Regions from separate parts of the Homo sapiens genome. Here regions 1 and 3 are each linked to region 2. The links are chromatin contacts, found by Hi-C in ENCODE. All regions are on one chromosome and are shown on one strand. The core of a region is the stretch at or near the end of the contact, and the rest is flanking DNA. Distances in the headings are between cores, read along the strand shown.

The links. A loop is a pair of places that touch in the nucleus more often than their neighbours do. Pooled maps may share reads with other maps.
Region 1: a map of ascending aorta shows a loop between it and region 2 (7-fold over the local background). The contact joins the promoter of INO80C here to the promoter of TRAPPC8 in region 2. A Hi-C loop is called at or near these places in 2 of 168 maps with a recorded cell type or tissue (CD8-positive, alpha-beta T cell and ascending aorta) and 9 of 50 pooled maps.
Region 3: a pooled map shows a loop between it and region 2 (11-fold over the local background). The contact joins the promoter of ZSCAN30 here to the promoter of TRAPPC8 in region 2. A Hi-C loop is called at or near these places in 6 of 50 pooled maps.

The regions. Positions count from the first base shown.
Region 1 is chr18:35,495,832-35,499,701 of GRCh38, forward strand. INO80C (INO80 complex subunit C) reads right to left here and starts at 2,129. Exons shown (of 5, transcript NM_194281.4): 1 at 1,888-2,129. The coding sequence starts at 2,043. RefSeq lists enhancers at 1,147-1,296, 1,567-1,686, 2,037-2,306.
Region 2 is chr18:31,941,825-31,945,750 of GRCh38, forward strand. TRAPPC8 (trafficking protein particle complex subunit 8) reads right to left here and starts at 1,304. Exons shown (of 29, transcript NM_014939.5): 1 at 784-1,304. The coding sequence starts at 940. RefSeq lists enhancers at 199-977, 1,079-1,288 and a silencer at 909-1,028.
Region 3 is chr18:35,287,981-35,292,092 of GRCh38, forward strand. ZSCAN30 (zinc finger and SCAN domain containing 30) reads right to left here and starts at 2,249. Exons shown (of 4, transcript NM_001112734.4): 1 at 2,104-2,249. It also overlaps the pseudogene ZNF271P. RefSeq lists an enhancer at 2,366-2,525.

The DNA of each region.
Region 1 (3,870 bases), core at 879-3,378, 3.6 Mb after region 2:
TTAAAAGCCAATTAGAAAAAAATAATTAGGCACTCCACAAAAGATCTGGAATGTCCAACAAGCTCATGAAAAGTGATTGATATCATTAGCCATCAGAGAAACAAATTAAAACAAGGAGATACTACTACACACTCAACAAAATGGCTAAAAGTTAAAGACTGACAATGAAAGACTGACAATACTCTGTATTGTTGAGGATTTCGAGCAACTGGCACTCTCATACTTTGCCGGTAAGAATGCAAAAACAGTGCAACTACTTTGAGAAATACTGTTTAACAGTTACTGAGTTAAATGTATGCCTACCTTCTGACTCAGCAATTCCACTACTTCTCAAGAGAAATGAAAGCATCTATCTACACAAAGACTTGTACAAGAATGTTCAGAGCAGCTTCTGCACAAAGCCAAAAACTGTAAACGTTCAAATATTCATCGGGTGTATGTTTATACAATGCAACAGATGTACTAAACGACTCTCAAAAACATTGTCTCAAAAAGGAACCTAGACAGATGCAAAAGAATATGTTCCCTATTGTCCTGTATTATTCCATTTATATTATGTTCCAACCCAAAGTCAGTCTATTGTGAAGGGTGGCTGAACAGTGGGTAACTGTTAGGAAGGAAAGACAGTACTGACAGGAAAATGTCACCTGCTCTTAGAAATGCTATCTTGATCCAGGCAGTGGCCATAGGTGTATACAAATGTAAAAGGGCACTGGATCTGTAGTTTTGTTTTGTTTTGTTTTGTTTGCGATAGGCTCACTCTGTTGCCCAAGCTGGACTGCAATGGCACGATCATAGCTCGCTGTAACCTTGAAATCTTGGGCTTAAGTGATGCTCTTGTAGTTGGGACTAAAGGCGTGCACCATCACGCCCAGCTATTTGTAAATTTGGATGGGGGTTGGGGAGCAGGTCTCGAACTCCTGTCCTCAAGCAATCCTCTCACCTTGGCCTCTCAAAGTGCTGGGATACAGGCGTGAGACAGGATTCTTGAAGATCTGTGGTTCAGCCAGTATTCTTGAAAATTTGTGCATTGTACTCTGTGTAAATCTTACTATAGCAAAGTATTTAATATTAAAAGGTTAAAATAAAAAGCACTACCAATCACCTACAGAAGAAGGAACAAGATTTCTAGAACAGCCACTGACTGACTGGGTGAACGGTGGTGTCACACCATATGCTGAGGAGCACAAAGTAACACACTCTATCTCTGCTTTTTTGCTTTGAATAAAATGCAGGAGCCAGAGAAAACACTAATCAAGCCACTCCCTGCTGAAAATTCATTGCTGGAATTACGGAACCTAGATTGTTCAGAGGCCCTGACGTCTGAGCCAGGCGCTGAGCTCAGTGCCTTTACACTCATTACTTCATAACCTTAACAAGCCCATGAGTTAAGACCAAACCTGCCTTTGGATTGGGAAACCCAGGGTCAAAAAAGCACTTTTCTCAGGATGAGAGAAAGCATACTTATCAATACATCTTGTATTCATCCATGCAGGACATTACAGCGCTATGCGCCTCAAAGACACTGGGTAGATGTCTGCAGAATGGACGAGGGGAAGACACGCAAATTTCTGAATGACTGACACTCATTAGTCCTGAACCTCATGCTAAAGGCGACCTCGAGGGGAAGAGGCAGTCCTTCTATTAATACTAAGTCAGTAATAACCTCCCTACTTCTTCTTCTCTCCTTACAACACAAGGCGTTGTAAGCCCATGTGTCCAAACGAAGGGAAAGAGTAGTCATTCACTCCGCGGGGCAGCGTCTTTCAACCCCAACGGAGACCGCACGCGCAGCGCCCCACATTACGCACGCGCCCTGGCTCGGCTCCGCCCCGCCAAGTCCCGTTTCGCGACGCGCACGCGCAGCCTGGGAGCGCGACTGCGTACCTGCGCAAAGCTGGAAGCGGACGCTTTTTTCTTCTTACTGGCGCCATAGCCCCCGCCGCTGCTGCCATTGTGGGAAGGGCTGGCCGGCCTCTTCTTGCTGTTCCGGACTATTCCGGGAGTGGAAGTGGTGGCCACAATTGGAATTTGCGCCGCCATCGCACTCCGAGTCTTCCCCTGGTCCCCCCACCTTTTTCCCAGCGCGGGCCTTGGAACTTCCTTTCCGCTGTTACTTCCGTCTTGATGCTTGAAAACCCGGCCTGGACTCCAAGCTGTAGCTGGCTTCTCTCGGTGCAATCTAAAAGGCGGAGCTCGGAGTAGCCTGTGCCGTCGGGACGGGAAGATGTCAGCGGGCGTTGTCCTGCCACTCGGGCGCTCTGGGCGTGGGCCTTGGGTGGGGCACGTGCCTGGAAATCCCCATTGATAGAGGAATAGAAAATCTCCCAATCTTTTTAAGTAACTACGTTTTAAAAAATTAATGAGCGTGTTGTCTTTTCTCATATAGAAGAGTGATTACTTTTGATGTCTGTAAGCCTAAAGCTGGGGTCGTTCTCAGTAGACCGCCAAGCTACTGGCTTCTCCCTCTATCCCTCCCTGCCTTCCCACGCGGAAAAGGTTTGTATATAAATAGCGCCCAAATGGACATGAAGGGTAGAGTGGTTCTTAATCTCTCCCTTTTTTTTTTTCTTTTATTTGAGACGGAGTTTCGCTCTTGTTGTCCAGGCTGGAGTGCAATGGCGCGATCTCGGCTCACTGCAAACTCCGCCTCCCGGGTTCAAGCGATTCTCCTGCCTCAGCCTCCCGAGTAGCTGGGATCACAGGCATGTGCCACCATGCCCGGCTAATTTTGTATTTTTAGTAGAGACGGGGTTTCTCCATGTTGGTCAGGCTGGTCTCGAGCTCCCGACCTCAGGTGATCTGCCCGCCTCGGCCTCCCTAAGTGCTGGGATTACAGGCGTAAGCCACCACGCCCGGCCGGTTCTTAATCTCTTAGGATTCACAGACTCTTGAGCATGGAATCTGTGCTTCCTATCCCTGCCGCACACCCCCACCTCCCCACCACCCCATTAAATGTATACAGACACAGACAAAATTTTACAGATTTCAGGGAGGTCACAGATCTACTAAAACCTATTTAGGAACCTGAGTCCCCCTACCCGCCTTGTTCTTTGCCTCATTCTACCCTATATTTTTACAGAACCTTTGCGACATCATATAACTAAATGATTTATAATCGGATGGTTAATGTCTTTTTTGGCTCCTGCTAGAATGTAATCTGTATGAGGGAAGGGTCAGTTATGTCTTGTTAACTTATCAGTCCCCCCAATCACAGTACCTTGCAAGTCATTGGTGCATTATAAGTATTTTTAATGATGTATTTAACGAATGAACTAACTCCCTGCAGTGATTGGTGGAAGCTACTATGTTTGAATACAGGAAGTTGATGTATATGAGTCTTGATATTTGAAATAAACAGGCTGCACAATGACTTAGAGGTGAGAGAGAAGGAGCAGTTAGGGAAACTTGCAATATTGTTACTGACATATTTTTTCCTTTAGAGAAAGGAATAAGCCTACCAGTGTTGAAATGTTCTTTCCCACACCCCATCTCCATCCCTATCCTCATCTAAAGCTAGTCTTTTCCTCATTCCTTAACTCAAGGACTCACCTCCAACAAGCCAGTCACCTAAGCAAACTCTACTGTCCCCACCTCCTCCCATTCCTCACCTCCTCAGCTCGCTTCTCTCCTTCACGGCTCCTGCCCTGGTGAATCTGTATCCCATGTCTACATCTCAGCAACAGCCTCCAGATGGACGTTTCGGCCGCCATCTTTCCCTTATCCATTCCTGACCCCAGACCATCCTTCACACTGGCTGCCAGAATGGGATTTCTAAATTACAAATATAATCATACCACTTACTTTCTTACATTCTTCAGGGCCCTTTTGCCTTCAGGGTAAAATTTTTTTTTTACCTTCAGGGTAAGA
Region 2 (3,926 bases), core at 54-2,553:
ACATGCTTGAAGCTTTACCACATTATTTTCTCCTAATAAAAAAATCCAAAACTGGAGAAAACGGGTAGCTTCTTAACAAGACATTCATTAACAAGAGAAGACATTTCCATCCCTATAACTATAGATAACTCCAAATATCCAGGTTAAATTAACCACAACTTGGGCTTGCTTCCTCTTCCTTAGGGCAAAAAGCTGCTTCAAGTTTTATTCTTCTTATAATACTTTTAATTTTCTTGAGAGGTTAAGCAAAATACCGTATAGCTAAGAATATATTAGTAAAACAGCTACACGGTAGTTCAGACAGAGATGACCCTCAACGCTACAAGAATGTAATAACATCCACAACTACTTTCAAAGTCCAGTTTAACATCCAAGGGAGGATGACAGGTCTTCCTTACTCAGACCCTGTCGGTCTAAGAGGCAGCATTTTCCTACCTTAGCTGCTTTGCAAGTGCCTAATTCCTTCGCTATGGCCGTGGAGAACAGTCTCAATGCCGTTCTCGAAGACTCACGTTTATCTTTGCACCAATTACTTAACGACCTAGGTTGTCCGAGGAAGAAAGGAAGTGCCCAGAGAAACTGGAGCTTAGGACTGCGCTGTCTTGACAACCTCACGGTCCCTCCTCCAGCCGCCCCCGGAGCACCGCGGGGCCACAGCCCCAGACGCCACGGTACCGGCTCCAGGACGTAAACACTGCCCTTCTCTTCCCTGCCCGCCCGCAACTTCCTTCTCCCGACCACGGCTTTGCGGGAGCCCACTGGAAAAGGGAGGATACCACATACCCTCGGAAGTGAGGCGGGAGAAGGGCTTAAGCAGCTCCGCGAAGCTGAGGTGATTGAGACGAGTGAGCCGCTCGGCTTCGTCGCTGCACAGCGCAGCGACACAGGGGACGAAGGAGTCCGGGATTAGCTCCTGCACTGATTGTACACACTGGGCCATCGCCGCAGCACAGGCAGCGGCGGCGCCCGCCCTCCGGCCCACCCTGCGAGGTTATCCTGCGGCTGCAGCAGCTACCGCCGCCGCCCGCCGGCCTGGCCCGGCCGGGCGGGGCCCCGAACGCACTGGAGCCTAGAAACAAGAAGGAACAGACGCCGCCGCTTCGGTTTCTGGGGCACAATCCACTGACCCCCCCCTTCCCGTCACCGCCGCTTCTCAGCGCTCGTCCCCGCGTGCTCGCATTCCACCCCGATAGGTGGAGACGCCGACAGTCACCACTTAGTCCTTCGGACGGCAAAACCTTGGTCACTGCCCGGCCGGAACCGCCATGTTGAGGCCGAACCCTGACCAACCGGCAGTACTACTCCCAGCTGCCCCCGCGCGCGTCCCTCACGTGACTGTGTTAAAGGAGACGGTAGGGGCAAGGGAAGAGAGCTGAGGAGAGGGAAGTGAAAAACGACGGAGGCCGGTTGGGAGGCTGGAGCCGGAAGTGTTGTGACGGAAGCTCCCTGGGCGGGGCGGGGCTACAAGTGCGGTGGGCGGGGGCGGGGGCGGGGGCGGGGGCGGGGGGAGGTGCACAACTGTAGGCCGGGTTCTCAAGCTCGCCCTTAGCAGAGCAGAGCTGAGAGCCACCTACTAGCGGCAGGTGGAGCCTCGAGACGGGTGCTGTCGTGGTGATGGAGGCGCACGCTCGCTTCCCACGCAGTTTGGCCTTTTTGACGTCCCTGGCTGTTGTGGGCAACCGATTTGGTTGGTCGCGCTGCTTCCTACGCTCGCCGGCGGAGCAGCTAGTGGCACCTGCTCGGAGAGAGGGAGTGGATCTCTCGGAAGTGCTTGGGGTTTCGCTGAAGCGGACCTGAACAGACCATGTGTCCTTTAAATACAGCCATGCTTTTAGAAACGGACTGTCACTTTATGTGGACTCAACCATTGAACAGAATGTGTGCTTTTGTGAGTGCTGCAATTCCTTCAAGTGTAATTGCGCTACTGCATTTTTGTTGGTCGCAGGGAAGGGGTGTGCCTGCAAATGTCCGCGTGGTTCGTCCTCAGCCTCTTCCTTTTTACACTGTGCTAGGATGTTTACTTGCTTGTGGTGGAGGTAGGGGAAGCCAGTATTTGTGTACTGTGTACTGTCCTGAACCGGCTTTCATTCCTAACTTTTCAAAGATTGCTTTAAAGGGGGGGGGGCGCGGGTCAAATATTGTTTTAAAGGGGGGGACGGGGTGAGGTCAATGGTGTGTGCCTTGTAAGTAGAAATGAATGAAAGGAATTTTACTAATGTGTCACTCAATTGTTTGAGCTCCTTCTGTTTTGCATGCCAAAAATATAAGGCAAGGAAAAATGTATCATTCTATCATGATTTTATGGTGCTCTAATTAAAGGTGTCTTCCCCAACGTCAATGTCTCAAATTTTTCGACTTCTTGACACCCTCAGGTTTTCACTAAGGTAATAATTTATGACAAGTAAGATGTGTGCTTCTCATGTAAGTTGATAAATGGGAGGTAGGAAGGCACAGTAGGACATATTGATGACATGCCTTGGCTACAGATTAATTTATAAGAGAGTCCATCACTTTAGGAGATTTATTTGCCGAAGTTAAGTACGAGCCCAGGAAACAGGTCTATGCCTTTCTTCGAAGATGATTTTGAGTGCTCCAAATTTAAAGGGGAAAGGGCGGGATATTGAGAAGCACACCGTTTTCATGTAAGGGGGCGGTAGGAGAAAATAGTAATTCTTGCCTTTCTCTGGCTCAGTGAATCTGCATTTTTTACATAAGATGACATAAAATGGGCAGAGGAAGAATGTGGGAGTCTGCATTTTTCATAAGATAACAGACAAAATGGGGTAGGGGAACAATCAGATAGGCATTTGTGTCTGGCGGGCTGGGGTGGCCACCTGTAAAGATAAGCTATCAATTTGCATTGCCATGAAGTTTTAACAGCACACTAAGAATTTCCTTGTGGGCAAAATACGGGGGAGAGATGTAGCTTTTCATCTTGCAGCAATCTTATTTAGGAACCAAAAGGGGGAGGCAGATTTGCGTGACCAGTCCCAGCGTGACTTTTCCCTTTGGCTAAATCAGTTTGGGGTCCCAAAATTTAATTTCCTTTTGCAAGAGATAACATGTTACACACAATCCCTTTTCAATGCTTCTGATTCACTTCCTTACCCTTTATAATGTGAGAATCTCACATAATTTAGTGTGACTCAAGTTATAAGATACATTTTTTATAACAGGACTCCCAAATGCAAACATACTATTTATCTAGTACTCTAAAAAGTTTCAAAGGCCATTTATTTTTATGCTGAAAGTAAAAACAGCTGAATTAGACTCTTTGAAAAGGACTTTCAATGGTAATTTAGCCAAAATAGATTTTTCTGAGATATAATTCACATGCCATAATATTTACCCCTTCAGATGAGTGTACAATTCATTGGTTTTCAGTTTATTCCAAAAGTTGTGCAACCATTACTACTATCTAATTCCAGAACATGTTCATCCCAAAAAGAAGGCTTGTACAGGCTTTTATCATTCTGCACCCTGCCATGCCCTCCAACTCCTGGCAATCACTAATCTACTTTCTGTCTGTGTAGATTTACCTATTCTGGACATTTCATATAAGTGAAATTATACAATATGTGGCCTTTGTACACATATTACTTCACTCATCAATATATTTTAAAGGTTCATCCATGTTGTAACATGAATCATTACTTCATTCCTTTTTATGGCTGAGCCTAAATGGATTTTTGTCTTATGCATTGACTTTGCAGTTGTTGTTTTTTTTTTAATATATAGAGATGAGGGCTCACTGTATTGCCCAGGCTGGCCTCAAACTCTGGGCTCTGGTGATCCTTCTGCCTCAGCCTCCCAAAATGCTGGGATTGCAGGTGTGAGCCACCACACCCAGCCTGACTTCACAATCTAATACCACACCCATACACAGTGTTTCCAGTGAGTAACTTCACTGTGTAAATCTAATTCTT
Region 3 (4,112 bases), core at 999-3,498, 3.3 Mb after region 2:
TCCCACCTCAGCCTCCCAAGTAGCTGGGACCACAGGCACACACCACCACATCCGACAATTTTTTGTATTCTGGGTGGAGAAAGGGTGTCACCGCGTTGCCCAGGCTGGTCTCCAGCTCCTAGACTCAAGCAATCCACCCACCTTGGCCTACAAAAAGTGCAGGAATTACACGCTTGGGCCATGGCACCTGGCCACAAAGCATATATTTGACAAAAGACTAGTGTCCAGAATGGACGAAAGATTTGTACAGATACTTCACCAAAGAATATATACAGATGGCATATAAGCACATTACAAAATGCTAAATATTATTAGTCAGTATGGAAATGCAAATTGAAACCACAGTGAGATACACAGTGAGTTGGTAAGGATGTGGAGGAACCGGAACTCTCATGTACTCATGTTAGGAATGCAAAATGATACAGCCACTCTGAAAAGTAGTGTGGGTTTTTTTAAACATTAAATGTACATCTACCATGAGAGAGGGGGAAAAAAGCATATGTCCATATAAAGACGTGTGTACATGAATGTTCTCAGCTTTACTTGTAACAGTAAAAACCTGGAATAACCCAAATGCCCATGAACTGGTGATTGGATAAACAAACTGTGGTATATACATACAATGGAATATTATTCAGCAACAAAAATTAACTATTGATACACACAGCAATAAAGATAAATCTCAAAATAAAAGCTTAGTGAAACAACTCTGACAAAAACAAGGACATTCTGTATGATTCCATTTAAATAAATATCTAGAAAATGCAAACTAATCTCTAGTAACAGCTGACCAGTGGAGGGGGCATTGGGAGAGAGGCTTACCAACGGGCAGGAGGAAACTTTTGGGGTTTAGATGTAATAAACATATTATTTTGATTGCAGTGATAGTTCCACAGCTGTATTCATTTAACAAGCCTTATCAAATTATATCCTTTAAATATTTGCTGTTTATGTCAGTTATACCTCAATAAAGCTGTTTTGTTTTGTTTTGTTTTGTTTTGTTTTGAGACAAAGTCTCGCTTTGTCACCCAGGCTGGAGTGCAGTGGCGCAATCTCGGCTCACTGCAACCTCCGCCTCCTGGGTTCATGGGTTCACGCGATTCTCCTGACTCGGCCTCCCAAGTAGCTGGGATTAAAGGCGCACACCACCATGCCCAGCTAATTTTTGTATTTGTAGTAGAGACAGGGTTTCACCTTGTTGGCCAGGCTGGTCTCCAACTCCTGATCTCAGGTGATCCACCTGCCTCAACCTCCCAAAGTTTTAGGATTACAGGCCTAAGCTGCGCCTGGCCAAAAAGAAAGCTGTTTTTTTAAAACTATCTGCACTCCCTACTTGGGAGGGTTGGACTCAAGTTCCCACATCTCTTTCCTCTTACGGTTATATTAAGGGCTTAGTCATACATCCCTAAATTTCATATATCCCAACAGGGACTTGGGCTGGGACAGGAAGCCCTCTTCCTCCACCTCAACTACCACTTAGCCACCCACCATTTTCTCAAACCTCTTCCTTTCCCCACCGGACAGCTTAAACCAAGTCACACGTCTCATTGGTCTCAACAGAAATGAGGTCCCAACTCCTCATTTCCCAAGATATTTCCATGAACACAGCAATATCCTTTCCTACCCTGATTACCCCGCACCCTCCATTTCGGGTCCTTCTCACCCTGATCAGTGAGAATTGTTCTAGCAAGCAAACCTTAAATAGACCTCGTACCCTTTCTAGATTGCAAAGTAGATAAAAATCCAACTTTCCGTTAATTCAGGGATTAATTACTGAGCATCACTTATTTCTTGGGCAGTGGTTCTCAAAATGTGGTCCCAGGACCAACAGCTTCAGGATCACCTGAGAACCTGGGCTGCCACCGCCCCCTCCCCCACTACTAAATCAGCAACTCCGGAGTTGTGGGGCAGAAGTCAGTATTTTAACAAGGCCTCCAGGTGATTCTGATGCGCGCTACTCTTCTGGGGGTGTGAAAAACCAGAGAGGACAGGAAGAAAGTTAGAATTAAAGCATACCTACGAATCAGATAAGCGATAGGGGGAGGGGTGGTTATTTAAAAAACGATAACTAATTAAGAACTTGTATGTAGTAAGAAAACCTACCCTGCCCCAGAGAGCTTTCCCGAAAGATAATGGATTCCGACATTCACCTCAAGAACCGGCAGACAGAGCAGCAAAGGATCTGTCGCTGGCCAAGCAGGTCCCTGGCTAAGGCACTGCTAGGGACAGCTCGCGGCGGTTCGGGGGTTAATTCTCGGCAGCCCTCCGTCACCCGGTGCCCCACCCCCGCCCTGCGCCTGCGCGGTGAAGCGCCATAGAGCTGAGCACTCCTCCCAGATTCCTAGAGCGGACAGGGCGATGGCAGGTTCGCCGGGTGTGAGGCTTCACAGCGGTCCGGTGACCAAGTCGAGGTAAGGGTGATGTCGGCTCGCGGATAGCAGAGGAGTTCCGGGTGATCTTGCCTAACGAGCAGGAAACTGTGCATGGTTTCTCGAGTCCTTGGAGAGTGAAGGCCCCCGGGGTCGCTCCCGGGCACGGAGAGACGATTGGTTCACGGCCTAGTGTTCGGTTTGTTCCCAGTCAGCCCTTGCTGGCCTTGGGTTCAACCGAATGAACGCCAGAAACTCTGTGGGGTGGGGGGAGTCACCAACCGTGGTGCATCCATACGAATCAGCCTACCGTACTGGGAAAGAGCCACCTGAATTTGTGAATGTTGTAAAAGCAAAAGGAAGAAAAATGATCAGTAGTGTCATTTTTGGATAGGAAGGGCAGCGAATAACATAGTGTTAACCACTAGAATTCACTGTAAAATTCCCCTCTCTGCGTTATCTTTCCAGTTATACCTTTTTTTGGTAGCATTAACCCCTAATTTTGTTTGAACATCTCTAGACTTGGAATGGGGAATGTGTGTCTTAAGTGGGTTAATCCCTGGCTCTTGGATGATGGGGAGGAAGCCTAATACATTCTGAGAGAAAAGCAACTGGAAGTCAAATGAGATTTTTTGTTTTCTCCTTCTTTTATATCTTGAGGATTTTTCTGGTGGTCTAGTCTCAGAGATTACATCTGTAGTCAGCACAATGATTCCCTTCCAAGCCCAGTGGTGCCCAGTTGCCTCCAGGTCCCAGACCTTTATGTGGACAAGAAAAGCTTACAGAGGAAATGGTAATTCTCCACTTGCACACTGAGGTGTCCAGTTGCAGCCCATGGAGATCCAGTTCAATTATGAATCTCAGGAACACCACCTTCTGTCAGGTGAGAGGCAGGGTATTATATCTTTCTTAGTGGCTTTGGCGGGGTGGGGAGGATGAGGGGGTGTCACTCTATGCTAGTGTCTTCAAATGATCCCCCTTAACTCTGTTAGGCAGTATTACCTCTTTAGTGTACCAAGCATAGTCACATGACTTTATTTCAAAATCTGGCGATCAAATTCTCATGCAGCTCTCTCCACTTTTTTAAGACCCCAAAGTCATTCATTTTTCCCTGTATAATGACCTCATTGCTAATCTGTCAGTTTTGGTCATTTTTCTTATCTACTGTAGGGGCATAGTTAAAAGTTCTGGAGTCTGACAACCTAGATTCAAACAGTAGTTTTGTCACTTAACTGGCTCCAGTAAGTTACTCATATATTTTACGATTCTGTTTCCTCACTTTTCAAGTGCATAGTACTTCATACCTTGAAGTTATTTTGAGATTTGTATCTATGTATTACTCCAGAATAAAGAACCCCAAAATTTAGTGACCTAAAACATCAGACTTCTTAAACCACATTATTTCTTATGATTCTGTAGGTCATCAACTTGAGCTGGGTTCACCTGGGCATTTTTTTTTCTCTTGGTCTTTTCTGGGGTCATTTTGCAGTCATCTCAAGGCTGACTCTACTGGGGCCAGGGTCTAAGATGGTTTCAATCACGTTGTCTCAATGTCAAACTGTTAGTGCCGGCTATGGCTTGAGTCCTCATGTCTTCAGCAGGTGACGCTGGACTTTTTCACAGGACAGCTTGTTTCCAGTCAGAGAAGGCAAGCTCTTTTCATACCTATGTTTGTGTTTCATCTGTTAATGTGTTTCATCTGTTAATGTCTCATTGATGAAAGCAGGTCATATGACCAGTTCT